2 separate regions of the Mus musculus genome follow, and region 2 is linked to region 1. Evidence: chromatin loops called from intact Hi-C (ENCODE). Cell type or tissue: left cerebral cortex. All regions are shown on one strand.

Region 1 (8,000 bases):
GGAGATGAAAATAAATTCTAAGCATATATTGAAAATGTATTTCAGTAAATTTGATAATCCTAAACTTATATTGCATGTTGTAACAAAGTTAATGATACCAAGTTTAGGGATTTTTTTTTCTTTTAGGTGCCTTTATTCACCATCTGATTTACAAACAGATATTTGAGCAGCTCTGACATTTGTTCCTATTGTTTTTAGCTTGTTTTTCCAATCATATTAACTAAGAGGGTTTTTTATTATTAAAAAGGAATCAAAACAATTAAATGTGAAGGCCACTGCTGCTCTCCAAAATTCAGCAGACCATTGCTAACGCACTGAAGTCAGGAAACAATCATGAGCCCTTCTCTTTATAGAATGTCTTTCCTCCTTGGGAAACTTCAAAGCCCTTTTCTGACGCTTGGTCTCTGCAGCTGCCAGGAAAGAAATGTGGCTCCACTTACCTCAAAGGGGGTCAGAGCACATGGGGGACCGGCTGGACCCACATCAGGCACGCCTCCCCTCCATGCCCAGGCTGCCTCCACTCCATCAGAGACCACCCCAGGGATCCGGAGTGGGGCTAGAAAATAGAAGAGTACAGGAGTGCCAAACCTCTCCCATGCACAGAGAGAGAGAGAGAGAGACAGAGAGAGAGAGAGAGAGAGGAAGGAGGGAGACAGAGACAGAGACAGAGACAGAGACAGAGACAGAGACAGAGAAACATGTAAGAGCGAGAGCAGCCAGATGCTTCAGTGATGTGACTCTGTAATCCTATGAGTTGTTGGGATAGAAAGCATGGCAGGTGAAGATGAAGCAATACATAGATAGGATGTGTGTCTTGGGCTAATCCCAGCAAGGACCTCACAAGAGCACACTATGGTGTAAAAGAAAATGCAGAAACAAACTACACTACACGTGGGCATGGTGGCTCCTTGAAAAGAGATGGAAAAGAGCAAGATAGGAAATTAAGTCAGGAGTTCTGGTCCTGACTCTCTGGCTGGGATAATCTCTAGCCACACGATTTCAGGTGGGGGGGGGGCTCTGTTCCCCTCCAGAAGGAAAGAATAAGTGATAATATTTATTCCACTCTATAGGCTAGAAAGCATCCCGCAGGCTCGTGTGAGATCAAGTGGCAAGCTACGGAGCTGGGATTGGTGTCAGTGATCTGCTAAGTTTGAAACCATGTGTTCTTTTTTTATTGTCATTATACCAGATTATTTCAGATACTCTGGCCCTTTCAACCATGTTCTTTCCAAAATTCTAAGATGATTCTCGTTCTGGATAGTTATCATACTTGGCTTCTAGCAGGAAAAAAGAGTCCGTATGTTCTATGAATCTTGGCAGAGAGACTAATAAAGAGCAGATGCTTAATATGCTAGGTATTGGAATAAAATCTTGATTAAAATAGGTGGTCCCCCCAAATCTCTTCGGCATTTCAACAAGTAGGAGGTAGAAGGGGGCCTATGACTGTGTGATTACTTGAATTATTTTCCAACAGCGAGAACATTGCTGACCTACAAAACAAAATAATTTTTAAAAGTCTACAAAAAAATCATTTTAAAGAAGCAGAAGTGCTCTGGTGATGTCACAAATGTTTGCATGTGTATGTATATAGTATATATGTGCATATATGTTACATGCATGTAAAATAGATAGCAGGTGATAGGTATGTAGATACATGATGATAGATAGATAGATAGATAGATAGATAGATAGATAGATAGATGATAGATAGATAGATAGATAGATAGATAGATAGATAGATAGATAGATAGATAGATAGATAATAAATGCATAAGATGATAGGTAGGTAGGTAGGTAGGTAGATGATAAATACATAAGATGATAGGTAGGTAGATAGGTAGGTAGATAAATAGATGATAAATACATAAGATGATAGATAGGTAGATAAATAGGTAGGTAGATAGATAGATAGATAGATAGATAGATAGATAGATAGATAGATAGATGATAGATATGAATTTCCACTCAGCCCTGGATCATCTTGCTTTTTTAGCCACTGCATTTGTCAGGGTTCATAAGTCCCTCATTCTATGGTGGGTAGAGGAAGGAAATGATATTTTCTGTATCTCAAACTAGCTTTGAAGTTGCTATGTAGCCAAGAGTGACCTGGAACTCCTCATCCTCCTGCCTCTACCTCCCAGGTACTGATATTGCAGGTGTACACTACCAAGCTAGCCTTAAATCTTTTGTTCTTTAGACAGGGTTCCTGAGTCTATGCCTGGATTCCACGTTCTCACTACTGTTACCTACTTCCAAGACCCCTGTGCAAGCTCCTCCTATTGCTTCTGACTTCTATATGGAAGAGTGCACCAGGACAGTCTCCTATCTGTCTATCTATCTATCTATCTATCTATCTATCTATCTATCTATCTATCTATCTATCTACATTATCTGGTTCATCCCCTCAGAAGTCACGGCTTTATGAGACATTTATACATTAGGTCCCAAGACATGTGACTCCAGTTCACCATCCCCTCTAAGTTCCTGGTTTGGACATCTAATTGTCTTCTCAACATCAGCTCTTGGAATCCAGTAGGCATTTCAAACTTGGCACATCTGAAAGATCATTCCCAACAGACCAAATCACTTTTCATATCATTATTTCATATCATTATTACCTGGAAAGCCCTGAAAGTCATTTAACACCTTTCTCCCCTCTCCCTCCCCCTCCCCTTCCTCCTCTTCCACATCCTCATCCTTCTCCATCTCCTCTTTTTCCTCTTCTTCCTCTAACCTATACTCATCCATCCACTGCATACGTCTAACTTCTTCTGAGCACACTTCAAGTTTGCGCCTGCCTTGTTCTTCCTCTAACCTATACTCATCCATCCACTGCATATGTCTAACTTCCTCTGAGCACACTTCAAGTTTGCGCCTGCCTCGGGGCTTTCTACTGTCTCTTTCTGCTCCTGGAACATGACTCCCTGAGATGCTCATAGAACCATCCCTCCAGATAACATGGGTCTTTTTACATGGAACCCCTTCAGAGAAGATGTCTGTAAGAACTATCCAATTCCACTCTCTAGTCTCCAAGATCAACATAACTGCAGACCTCTCTGCTCCTGTCTGGCAGGGTATCATTTTAATTGTTTTTGTTATTTGTCTGTGTATATTTATCCATAAGTGGGTTTGTTTGTCTGCTGACATGTGCGATTTGGGGCCTCATCCTCTATGTGTGACCTTCAGGGGTTCTTGTCCCTTGTTTGCCAGTGTGTTCCGGCATTTACAAAAGAGCCTGTGCATAGCAGGCACTTGGAACTGTGTGACCTGCACAGCTAAATCCTCTGTGATGCCTGAATGTTCTTCCTCTAACTCTGCATTTATCTTTGGTATCTGCCTATGAGCTTCTGTAAAGTTCACAGGATATATAGTTTTTATACCAACTACCACTTCGTTGTTAGTTAATTACTATTTTGCTACCATTTACCATAACCCTTTAATTCTCCCAAACACAGTCTATCCACTCAGACTGGAAAGAGTCACGGCACTATGCTCCACCTACCAATGCCGTCTGATTCAGCCTTAAGGAGAACGCTTTTCTCATCTCTGTCTCCTCCCAGTCCCTGCCCAGCCCAGCCCAGGACACATCTCAATACAGGACAGCAGCACAGCATCCCATCATGTGTTGTGGATCGGTTTGTATCTAGCGCTGTGTCAGTGACATGGTCATCCACGGGGAAACAAGCAAGACAACTCTCCTAGTGGAGTGGAAGGCTCCAACACTGTCACAGTGTGGACAGGACTGTGTGTCTGCATGCTGCTAGGGCCAGGATATAGAAAGAGAATTAAAGCCAGATTGGCTATGTCTAGAAATAGCCAGTGAACCATGCTCACAGACCTTTACTTGAAACAAATCAAAATTAGAAACTTAAAGATCATGCCAGGCTATTCTTAAACTACATAAAACTTTGGAAGTTTTGGAAATGATTTTTTAAAAATGCTTACAAGTCTTTCCTCCTAAAAATCCATTAAACAATGGAAAGAACAGTGTTAACTCACGGAGGCGGAGGTCCCACCAGTAGACGGCATTCACAAATGATTGACAGCAACAGTACTTCCCTGCGATTTACAGAAGCTGAATTTACATAATTGCATAAAGTGACTCAGAACTGACCTCACTTCTGAAAACAGGCAACAGATGGCATCAGGATGCTCTGCTGCAGGGAGAAGGATAATGAGAGTCACTTGCCACCGACCGGCCCGCAGAGCCATCAGACCTGTTTGTGGGCTCCCTAAACTCTGTGCTCACTCATTAGCTGCTACATCTGCTCCTTTTGAAAGATGTGACCAGGACTGCATGAAGGCTCCTAAAGGTGTCCTGCGATGGTTTCATTTACCTAGACTTGGCCAAGGAGGAAAAGGAAAGAGTCTCTCTAATCTCTGAACCTTCTGTGTTCCTTACATCCTGTTTCCACTATTATCTGCTCTGTCAATGTGCGGTTGTCCTCTGATAGCCAAGTTCGGTACGATACAGAGGTACCTCTAATTGACCTGGAATCCAGTTGGAGCAGTCCAACTCTCAGCTAGTTTGCCATGGATGAATGTTGAATGCAAAAAATCTTTTAATTTATGTGCTATTGGGATAAGAACATGCATTGCTGGAGGAAGGCCATAGTCCAATGAAAATAGAAAAGTTCTTACATCAAATAGACAATGAGCATTAAAATAATGAAGAAAACCATTATCTAAATAAATATATCTTTCTCCTAAAGTAATCATTGTCCAAGCCAACACAAATGGATAATTTTCTTTTCTGAGATCTACTACATTCCCCTTAAGAAAAATCATAAAATTGAAATTTGATCTTTCCATAGCAAACAGATGAAAACTGATGGGCATTGTTTGGTTCCCAGGCAACTCTTCCCATGTACATACTGTGTGCCAAGCATTTACCCTGAGCTCTGAAACCACATAGCCTGACTTTCCTTCAAAACGAAAAGGACATACTGCACCTCTGTTTCTATTGCAACACACTGCACACAAAGCAACATTCCTATCCCTTGACTCATAACAGGACACACACATCACTTGTCAATGCAGTTACTTTCGCTGACCACACCCACACACGCCCCACTGTCTCAAGTCCATGCATATGACTACAGAGGTCTGCAGCCCACATCTGCTGTCTACCCTGCTCCTGACAGCACCGCAGCTGTCTCTGTCCTGCCCCCCCAAAGACAAGTTCCAACAAAGGGCAGACTAGAGTTCCTCCAAATTACCTTGAAGGCGTTTGTAGGGATGCTTGTCTGGAATCTGCTGGCCCCTTCCTGCTGCACCCCATTCACCTTCAGAAGCCGTGCAAGTCCATACCTGCTAACACTCCCCTCGTTTGCATGCCTGCTTCTCTACAAAGTCTGTATTCTTTGCCTACATTTTACCTAACGAAAATGGTAGAGACTTAAGGAGACTGGAGGGTAGAGAAGGACGGTGGAAAGATAAACAGAATCTACTTCAGGTTGCATCTGTAGAAAAATATCGTGACTCAACTATTTTGCTAGTTTCATACAATTCAATCTAAAAATAGAGAGTGGCTTGATTTTTTTCCCCTGAAGTCAAGTAAGGAAACTACAGGTGGTGGCACATGACTATAACTCCAGCACTCGGGGAGGATGAAGAGTTTGAAGCCTTCCTGCACCACCCTGAAAGACCCTGTCTCAGAGAGGAAGTAAAGCAAAAGGCAGGCACTTGAGACTCAGTGGTGGTGGCTTGCTTGGTGTCACTGTTTGGGTGTAAAATGTCCCCTATAGACTCTTATGTTTGAGCATTTGGTCCCCAACCAATATCACCCTTTGGGGATGTAATGGAACCTTTGAGAGATGATGGAACACTGCAGGATGAAGTAAGTCATTGGGAACTGGCTTTGAGGTTCTACATCCTGGCCTCACCTACTCTTGTTCTCTCCTTCACCACCATGCTGAATTCTAAACTTCTGAAAATATAGGCCAAAATAAACCCTTTCTCTCTAAAGCTGTTTTGGCCAGGGTATTTTATCACATTAACAGAGAAAATGCTAATACATCTAGAATGTTCAAGGCCCTAGGTTAGATCCCCAGCACAGAGAGAGGGGCCAGGGAAGGAAAGAAACAACCAATCAGTTGGACTGTCATAACTACCACTTTCTCCAGCAAATTTGTTACTATGGGGATCTGCCTCTACAGCCCCAACAACTGACCACAAACAAATTTTGGAACACAAGCCATTCATAAGTTGAGGACTGCCTACAAATGATGCCCTTTCCTGTGTAAGACAGGCTGATGGATTGTGTTTACTAGAATTACACGATAAAGAAACCACAAAAAGCTGACTCCAAGACTCCAGATAGCCCTCCCAGCCTTCTGGCTCCAAAATATAATCGCAATCTGAGCCTGTCTGGCTCAAGAAAAAAATAAAATGGGATCAGGGCTACAGTCATACTCAGAAGGCTACAGAGAGGCCACGGATGTCAACCTGGAGACACTAGAAAGCCTTATTCCTCAGCAGACAGCTGTGGGGTGCATGTGTAAAGCAGGCTGCAGCCAGACCTGCCCACTGGAATAACCTGTGAAGGCTCCTAATTTTAGCCAGCACTCTAGGTGCTGAGTTCTTCCTTTACCCTCTCCCTATAGTTTGCAAGCCTTCCTAGAGCCCACAGCAGGCTTGATTGGCCCAGCTGCATGGAGGAACTTCTGGGACAAGAACCCAGCATGCTTTGGTAGTGTTCCCTCAGAATAAATAGTGACATCTTTGCATTTGCTGTGTTCCTAGAAGGAGCTCTCTCCTTGTCTGCTCAAGACCTATGTTGTCAGGAAAGCGTCTAACTTAATGACATAATGCATGACCTGATCTTTCCCCCCTCTACACAGATGGGGTTGACACACTATAGAAAGGAACCCAGCTGAAGGTGCTGAAGACAGAGGCCATGTCCTCAAGCACGGGGTCTTTTCTGCCAAGGGGACCCCCAATTTCTTTAATTACCCAGAGCCAATGTGGGACAGCAGCAGCTCTGACAGCGACAGTTGATTTGTATCAGTTCACAGATTTGTTGACTGAATGGTGAATTTTCAGACTCTAACCTATTTCCCTGCCAAAATAGACGGATAAATGTTATACTTATAAAAACAGACAGGGCATCCTGCACTTATCTCACAAGCACACATTTTCTTCCTAAAATTGTTTATGTCATACAGGAAAAAAAATATTAATCAATGCGGCAAAAGAAAGCTTGTACTCTGTTCAGCCAATTTCATTCACTGACGAAAGCAGAGCAGAACATAACAGCCCCCTTGTTTTGCTGTCTTTGTTTCCCATGTACTGAGCGAAATTGCCCAGGAATTATAAGCAGTTAGCAAATGGTGCATAAATGACCAAAACCAAATGACAGCTCCATGAACAGGAGCAGGCTGGCCCTAGCTGAGCCAAAATGCTTGAGTTCTGGAACAAGAATGGGGAGTCAAGTTCCATCCCTGGCACTGAACCCAGTTCACTATTGATCTTCAGTTGCCCTCACATCCGCGGCTTCCCAGAGCACACACGGGGCTTTGTGACCTGCATTGCAGTGGAAAGATAGAGGCTACTAAGCCAAGTGGGAGGGCTTCGGCTAAGCCAAGGCTGCTGGGAGGGCTTCTGCAAAGTGGCTCTCCCAGGGAGGGTGTAGCTCTCCAAAGGATCTCTCTAGAGTAGTGAACTATTGTTCCATTGTCAACCTTGGATGTCACAGGAATCGTGGGAGAAGAAACAGGCTGTAGAGAATAGCCTCTTTCTCCAGTGGTGCCAATGTTTTTGACAGCTTGATCCAACAGTATTAGAAACTTAAGCAGTGTCTTGCTGTCTTCAAAGGTCAGACCAGCTCCATCCATCTGAACTGCCTTCTCTGCTCTTCCAATCCCTTCCCCAAGCTCACTCGGGATTAAGCCATTTCATAAGCTGGGAGTCCTCATGTGACTCTGTCGCTATTGTTTAGGTCCAGGAAAAGAAGACTCAAACTGTCTTGTGCAGATTCTAGGTTCTGGCCTTCATCGTTT
Region 2 (8,000 bases), 190 kb before region 1:
GGATTCTCCTAAAGACTGTTTGGTTCTTTTCTTTGAGGTATGCTTCACATAACAGGGCTTCACATGGAAGGGTAATGGTCTATGGCTGAGATACACCTACAGGCCCAATTCTTTGTGGTTTGTAATATATATTTCTCCCTCAAACACAGGTGAATACAAGTACCGGACTGAGGATACTCAGGGCCAGAACGTAGCATTATCCTATCAATATGTGGTTTACAAATGTCAACCAGAAAGCATTAATCATGAAAATATTACTTATAATAAAGACTTTAAGCAGGAAGGAAAATAGCCAAATATGCCATCAAATACTCTAACCGTATTTGGATTATAAATAATAGCACATATTCACAGCTAACATTTTTGTTTCACTCACATATAGACACAGCTTATTCTATGATCTACCAGCAGACAGCTTCCTAGTGGACACTGTGGCTGTGGCCATGATGGCTATCAAAAACAACTGAATACTTATGAGAGAACATTGGTTCTAGGTCTAATCGAAATTCACATGAGGTGAATTTAAACATGTAACAGAGGCTGCCATGAGGGAGGTATGAGAGAGAATAGGTTTTATTGAAAGGATAGAGGAACCGAATTGTAGACGTTCCCCTCATCAACACCAAATTTAACCAAGCACCAAATACAATAAAAACAAATGCACTGAAACATAAACTAAAATTTAGAATTTACTGTATTATTACAGTAAAAATACAGAAATAGATCAAAAATAAAGTCATTGACCACCACTAGATATTAGTAGGCCATAGATATTCTGAAAATTTTATAAAGACACATTATCAAGAACCCATATTTCCTTATATGACCTATATTTCAGAATAATTTGTAACTGACTGCATTTTGGGTTTTTGTTTGTTTGTTTGAATGATTAATATAATGTCTTTCCATATACCCATTCTGGCTTCTAATTGGTCATTCTCCTGCCTCAGCCTCCTGAGGGCAGGGATAACATGTATGTGCCACCACAGCCATCAACAAGATTCATTTTTATAAAAGAACTGTAGCCGTAAATTAAGGACAAATGCAAACCTTTTGAAATATCATTTTAAGTCAAATAGTACAATGGGTCTAAGCAATCTACATAACATTTGATATCGTTTTCCTAGACTTCTCACTTGGCCAACTTTCTGGCCACTGTTTGTCTCCAGCTTCTCTGGCTGCCTCTCTCTGTATAGTCTGAATCCAGCTCTCCTTCTCTCCTGCCTTGTGCCCTGTACTCTCCATACCTACACAGTGCAGGCCTCCAAATGCACCTTCCTGTGTCTCCATAATGCAGCCTTCCAAACGCCCTTGTAATAATCCAGACTCCACACACTCAAGAATATGTCCCCACATAAAGAATTCATCACTTGGAAGTAACTGTTCAAGCTTACTTCTTAATTCTTTCAATAAATTCTCATGGATTAAATGTATATATCATATATCCCATTTTATATATGATACATGATATATGATATTCAGTATATAAAATTTAATGTTTACTATTTAATTATATCATGTATATATCATAGATCATACATTATATAATATGCATGTATGTTATTATATAATATATTTAATATAATATTATGTGTATTAAATAATATATGACATTATTATGTATATTATTGTATTATGTATATTATTATGTAGTATATTTATATATTTTTGTAAGTTACATGTTATGTTTTACATGTTGCATGTTGCATATTGTATGTTATATGTTGTATTTGTGTATATGTTACATGTTCTATATTATATTTTATTATATATATAAAATATACATGATGTCTTTACACTGATCTCACTATCTCTAACAGTGCTGAACTGTGGCAACTGCCTCTTCATTCCTCATTCCCTCCAAGCTAGAAGCACTAATATATGGCACATCCTTTTTATCAGGTGCATCCCTGACTAAAGCTTTCAACAGGTTATTTCCTTTCACAGCAAATATTACTCAGTTGCCTGGTGTTTAGTCCCAAATGCAGCCCCACCCTTCCACCCAGGGCATCATTTTCCTTACATCTCACTTGCATCTCATGTGGTGCTTTTTCTCTTCTTCTCTTCACGTACAGTATCTTCTTTCCTCAGGACATTTTTTCCACTGATGCTGCTTAGCCAAGGCCAAGTCCATTTCCTGCATAAAGCCTCTCTGAATTACACTTGTTTCCAATTATCGACCTCTGCTCTAAAACCCCAAAGCATCAATTCAGAGTTCCATTTCTGACACACTGTCCTTTGTGTTTTTCTTAGACCTGTTGTTGTCAATCTTAAACTGCACTCTTCTGCATGCATCCAAACTGTGGCCTATGAGTGACATCAGAGTGTAAGTGTCAAGAGACACCACAGAACACGAGGAAAACATTTTCTCAGGGGTTCTGTAAGTACCTTTTCAATTATAAGCAAGAGAAATAAATCCAAGTAAAATAGGATTTTGAGAATGGAAAACAGCCTTGTCTCTGGAATGTAAGGGATCTAGTACTGCCATCAGTTCATGGCTCATTAGCCTCTGTGTCCCAGATAGGCATTTCCCATATCTGAGGAGAGATAACCACAGGTATCACATAGCTATCTGTCCTTGAGCAATGGCTCAAGAATGGGAGAAAGACATTCCTTTCTAACGCTGGGGATACAACTTTCCCTGTAATTGGTTAGAAACCCACTCCTAGACCAATTGCCACATTACTATGCTTAGAGTTTGTAAGTGTCAGGTATGAACCATAATCTTCTGTGCTAGGTGTTTAAAGTGCAGTGCTGTTGAAAAAGGAGAAAACCTGGATTCTTGTACATCGTATAGGCTTCCATCTAGTGCATGTATTCTTAGAAATGGCTACTTCCAATGCATACAATAACCATGCTGAAAGTTTGTAAAGAAACCTCTATGTAGGTTGTCATCGTGGTGTTTCTTCATCTTTGGATAAATTTTCATGTATCAAGGAGGAGATAGAATCCAGGCAGCTACAGGAGCCAGCCAGCTTCCCCCACTGTGTTACCGTGATGAGTCTAGATGACAGTGAGGCCCTGCAACTTCTGACAGCTTCTTCAGCTTGGGGTGCATTGGATGCATCCTTGTCAGAGTGTGAACAGCTGCCATGACCTTTCTGCATGTATGCCTCACATGCCTATTTACTTTCCTTCAGAAAAAAAAATTTCTCTTGTTTTCAATTTTCTTTATGCTTACTAATGAAGCTGGAAAAACATATGGTATGAACTTATGAAATGTGACTACTCAGGCATTGCAGTATAAAAAGGGTTAAAACAACCTCCTGAAATTATTACAAGTCCCAAATTCCAAAAGCCAAGTTTTGGCTCATTTTCAAGAATAAGGCCTTGATTTCTCTATGATAAAATCATTCATATGACCACATAAGCCAAATGCTTTAATTTAAACAACAACAACAACAACAAAAAACCCCATGACTATATAGGATTTAAAATACCCTGGAAATATTTTAGCATAATTGGAATCCTGGACAAATTTTATGGTATTTCCTGTACCTTTTCAGAATTCATGAGAATTTCAGAACTATGAGAATTCATAGTTCACAATGCAGAATACAGTTGGGTGCTTCCTGGACTCTGAGCATATTATTGTAGAGAAATCAAATAAATAAAAAAATATTTTCCTGAAAAGTTTTTTCCTTATAAAATTTCAGAGGAATTAGCCTCATGAAAAGCAGAAGTCATTCTCTCCTGCTAAACTCACAACTGGAGTTTCCAGAGCTGAACTGACGTCTGTAATAAAGATTAGTGTTTATTTCGTAGGTGACATGTTTATACTTTGATCGTTAAAAACATGTCTACATTAAACAGCCAGGACCTGATTGGGCTTCCTATTAAAATGGAGGCAATAACCTTAGCTTCCTTAAATCACCTCTCCCCATGCTCACACCACTGCTGAGGCGCAGATACTCTCACTTTGCTCTTCTAACTTTTGATTTCCATGACCAGGGTCAGCAGTTATGTGAGCCATTGGGCTCTGGGGCTGATGCTACTGTTTAAAACTCAGCCCCATTGGCATGACTCAATTCAAGGTTGTAGTGGGGACAAGCACTTCTCCCTTCTAGATTCAATGATGACTCTATGACCTTATGACCTGGATCCTCAGGAGATCAAGCCTTGGCCACACTGAAGAAAGGTCTGTTTTGTGGCATGTGGTTTCCTTCCTGGGTTTGGGTTTTAGGTTACAGTCTCAAATTTCAATGTGAGATGTCACTCCTGCACCTTGGGGAGGATGTGGTGTGTGGTGCATGTAAAAGGAAGAGATAAAACTCTTCTAACCAAAACGGTGTCACCAATAACATAGGATTAATTACAAAAGGGGTACAGTGAGAAATGGACAAGGTATTCGGCTAATGAAACTCAGCGTGTTATTTTATTCATAAATAGCACACAATGGGTAGAACTTAGCATGCTATTTTATTAGTAAATAATACACAAAGAGTAAAATTTACCTGCAGGATTTGGAAGAGTTGCCAAGATGGTATTAATGTAATGATCCCCCCCCCTCACACACACACACACACACACCCTTCCATTCCAAGCAGCAATCTATTATTTCAAAATCTTTACTTTGGCTTCTGTGTTCTATTCAAACACACTCTATTTTTCTCATGGCTGGACTCTATCCTCTTCCAAACAAGTCCACTCAATTAGGAGTTGATTTTTAACTGGGTAGGAAGTTTTTAAGAGATAAAGGGTCTAGGACTAACAAAGGACCAGCCTTGGATGATAGAAGCGTGCTCTGCAGACCTGAGCCATTTGGCACGTAGCCTCTCCACTTCGTTTTCTCCCTCTTTCTCACTGCACAGCACACCAGCTCTCAGGCTGAACCGTTCCCAGGATGTTATCTTGCTTCCCCAGCACTGTGACTCCAGGTCTAATTTATGCTTCTCTGGGTAACCGTGTGCGGAGGCTTGTCATCAGCCTTGCTCTCCAAGCAAAGCCAACTGCCGTCTGCTAGGCACTTGGTGAGCACATTATGTACACATAATAAGATGTTGTTCCCTCCACACAGATGCATGAGGCTAAAAAAAAAATAGCATTATCATAACATCTTCCAGCTTAGCTATTTTGAGGCTGCTGCACCCCCATATTACAAAGCCTCGCTATTTATACGATCATGCATATGGAAGACCCACCCCTCCAGGGAGATGTCAGTCCAGTGTGCTCAGAGACAAAAATTATAGGCCCCCAAACTTAAACATAAACTCATCCTGGCTGCTTATCTTGGTTGAATGCCAGCCAAGTTTATTAATAATTTTTAAGTAAGAAAGAAACAAAGCGATTTTAATTTGATAGAAGATAAGGAAGCAACATGAACAAGAGCTATAGCCAAACTCAGCCCAAAAGGTGAACCTCCTGGGCCATAGGAAATGGGGAAGAGAGCCAAAGAGCTGCCTGTGCTGGCCCTGGCTGGGCTATGACTTACAAGTGACGATGGCTGGGTTCCTTTTCTAGGACTCATAGTTCACCGAGATATCAAGTGAAAGTGTATCTTTTTTATTGGATATTTTCTTTATTTACATTTTAAATATTACCCCCTCTCCCAGTTCCCCCCTCCTGGAAACCCTCTATCCAATCGTCCCTCCCCCTGCTTCTATAAGGGTGTTCCTCCACCCACCCACCCACTGTCAACTCCTTGTCCTCGATTCTCCTACAGCGGGGCATCTATAGAGCCTTCATAGGACCAAGGGCATCTCCTCCCATTGATACCTGACAAGGCCATCCTCTGCTACATGTGCTGCTGACGCCTTGAGTCCCTCCTTGTGTACTCTTTGGTTGGTGGTTTAGTCCCTGGGAGTTCTGGGGTTAGGGGAGTGGGGACTTCTGTTTGGTTGAGATTGCTGTTCTTCCTATGGGGTTGCAAACCCTTCAGCTCCTTCAGTCCTTTCTCTAACTCCTCCATTGGGGACCCCATGCTCAGTCCAATGGTTGGCTGTGAGCATCTGCCTCTGTATTTGTAAGGCTCTGGCAGGGCCTCTCAGGAGACAGCTATTTCAGGCTCCTTTCAGCATGCACTTCTTGGCATCCACAATAGTGTCCCACCTGGAGATCTATCCCATATACAGTTACCAAACCCAGACCCTATTGTGGATGCCAAAAAGTGAAGGCGCACCTTTACTGGCATGAAACCTTCTGAGTGGTCTTAACATAGTCTGCAGGAAAGCAATAGGGACACAAACCACATTGGCCTGACTTTTCAGATTCCATGAAGAATTTCTTCTCCAGAAGAATCGGACCCATTGTGAGGAAGCCTATTTTTATTAGCCCATCACAGCAGAAAGGTAAGTGATTTCATGCCTGTCTTCCAAGAAACTGCAAGACACTCATGCATGCTATTAGCTCAACTAGCAAAGACAGACAGGACAGTCATAGGGAAGGGCTGGGTGCATAGCATCAGTTCTCAACCTTCCTAACACTGTGACCCTTTAGTACAGTTCTACATCTCGTGTGACCCCCCCCAACCATTGTAGCTGTAATTTTGCTATTGTTATGAATCAGAATGTAAATATCTGTGTTTTCCAATAGTCTTAGGTGACCCCTGTGAAAGGGTGGTTAGATCCCCTCAGGGGCCAGTACCCATAGGTTAAGAGCCACTGATATATATTTATTTTATCCAAGTAGACCTGTGGGAGGAAGACTGTCTTATTGAACTAAGTGAAACAGCTCCTGTACAAAGGTTCAGGGGACACTGTGGAAGAAGGAGAGAAAACACTGTAAAAGCCAGAGGATCAGGGAGTTTGCTGTGAGATTGCATCTCTTAGGAATATCAGAAGTTACATCCGTAAAGTCTCATCAACACGCTGTCTACACGTGAGCTGGACAGGGACAACAGCAATAGACATGCTAAAGCAGATAGGAAAAAAACAGTACGCTTCAACTTTACACAACAAACTACAGGCAACTAAGGAATGCCGAGAGTGGGAGAAAGAGTCTTTCCCAGAGAAGAACACGCTAACTGGTTACCTAAAAGTAAATGGTCAGCCCTGTATATACATGCACACACGCACACACACACACGCACACACACACCCCAACACTTACAGTTTTAAAAAGCCAAGAATCTGAAAGAGGACAATGAGTATAGAAGAGGGCTTGGATTGCAGAAACTGCTTGGACTGCAGAAACCGAGGTAATTATAATCTCAAAACATAAATGATAATTGTTTTAAAGATTCTGGTTCTAGGTTCTATATGTGACTTACTCTCTATTACATAAAACTTAAAGCCTCGTTGTCAAAAGCAAAAGTAAGTAATCTCTTTTCACAAATTAAAGAATCTAAAATATATTTCTTATAAATGAAACTCCCCACCAGAAGAGCCTTATAGCCTGTCAGAAAACCATGCTAAATAAGGTCGAAGTTTACCATTGCCATATAGCCTTCTGGTCTTGGCCAAAAATGATGGACTTCCTTCACTAGCAGGGCTGCCCCTTCTCTGACCTTGCCTGGGGAATTCAAAAACCCACACACACCTCTTCCTGCAGAATGTCACATAGCCTTAGTTAGATAACAGCTTCGATTTCCTTTCTCCTGCTAATAGCCTGTTCAGCTAGCACCTGAGATTCCAGAAATGCCTCTTTATGCTAATGAGGCATCTCGGTACTGTAAGCCTTCAACCAATGACCTTTGCTCATCCTGGATATTCTGACACCCTACTCCAAACTATATAAGTCTTGATCATTCCCAAGTAAAGTTGATCTGACTCCCCACAGCTGGTCCCAGTGTCATCATCTCTGTACCTACTCACTGGCCTTCTGAACCTCCACCATCCGTCACCTCTGCTTCCTTTGCCCTCATAGACCAATATCCACCACTGATCCCCTGAGACAGGGAGGGTCATAGATGGCACCCAACCTGGAGCCCTGGAACATGCTGGAAATTTGTGAGTACCCCCTCAAACCAAAGAGGGTAGTGGCATCTTGTCTGGCCATACTGACCTGAGGATCGGCTCCCTCTCCTTTCATTTCTTTGCTATATATTCGATCTGCACATTTGT

The links. Hi-C counts contacts between places; a loop is a spot of excess contacts. Peaks named below come from ENCODE experiments on the same cell type or tissue, not always from the same donor. Only the 100,000 strongest peaks of a DNase experiment are listed, where the experiment ranks them.
Region 2: a loop joins it to region 1, with 5 times the contacts of the local background. A loop is called at or near these places in 3 of 42 quality-filtered maps.

Annotation. Positions count from the first base shown.
Region 1 is chr13:111,228,502-111,236,501 of GRCm38, forward strand. It overlaps 3110015C05Rik (RIKEN cDNA 3110015C05 gene), which reads right to left and starts at 930. Exons shown (of 3, transcript NR_045908.1): 1 at 441-930. In left cerebral cortex, no CTCF peak of the experiment used is centred here; DNase peaks (open chromatin) are centred at 3,713, 4,115 and 7,417; H3K27ac peaks cover 2,592 bases.
Region 2 is chr13:111,039,676-111,047,675 of GRCm38, forward strand. No RefSeq gene overlaps it. Among named protein-coding and RNA genes, the nearest start is that of 4930526H09Rik, 140 kb to the left of the region's middle. In left cerebral cortex, no CTCF peak of the experiment used is centred here; a DNase peak (open chromatin) is centred at 4,984; H3K27ac peaks cover 2,438 bases.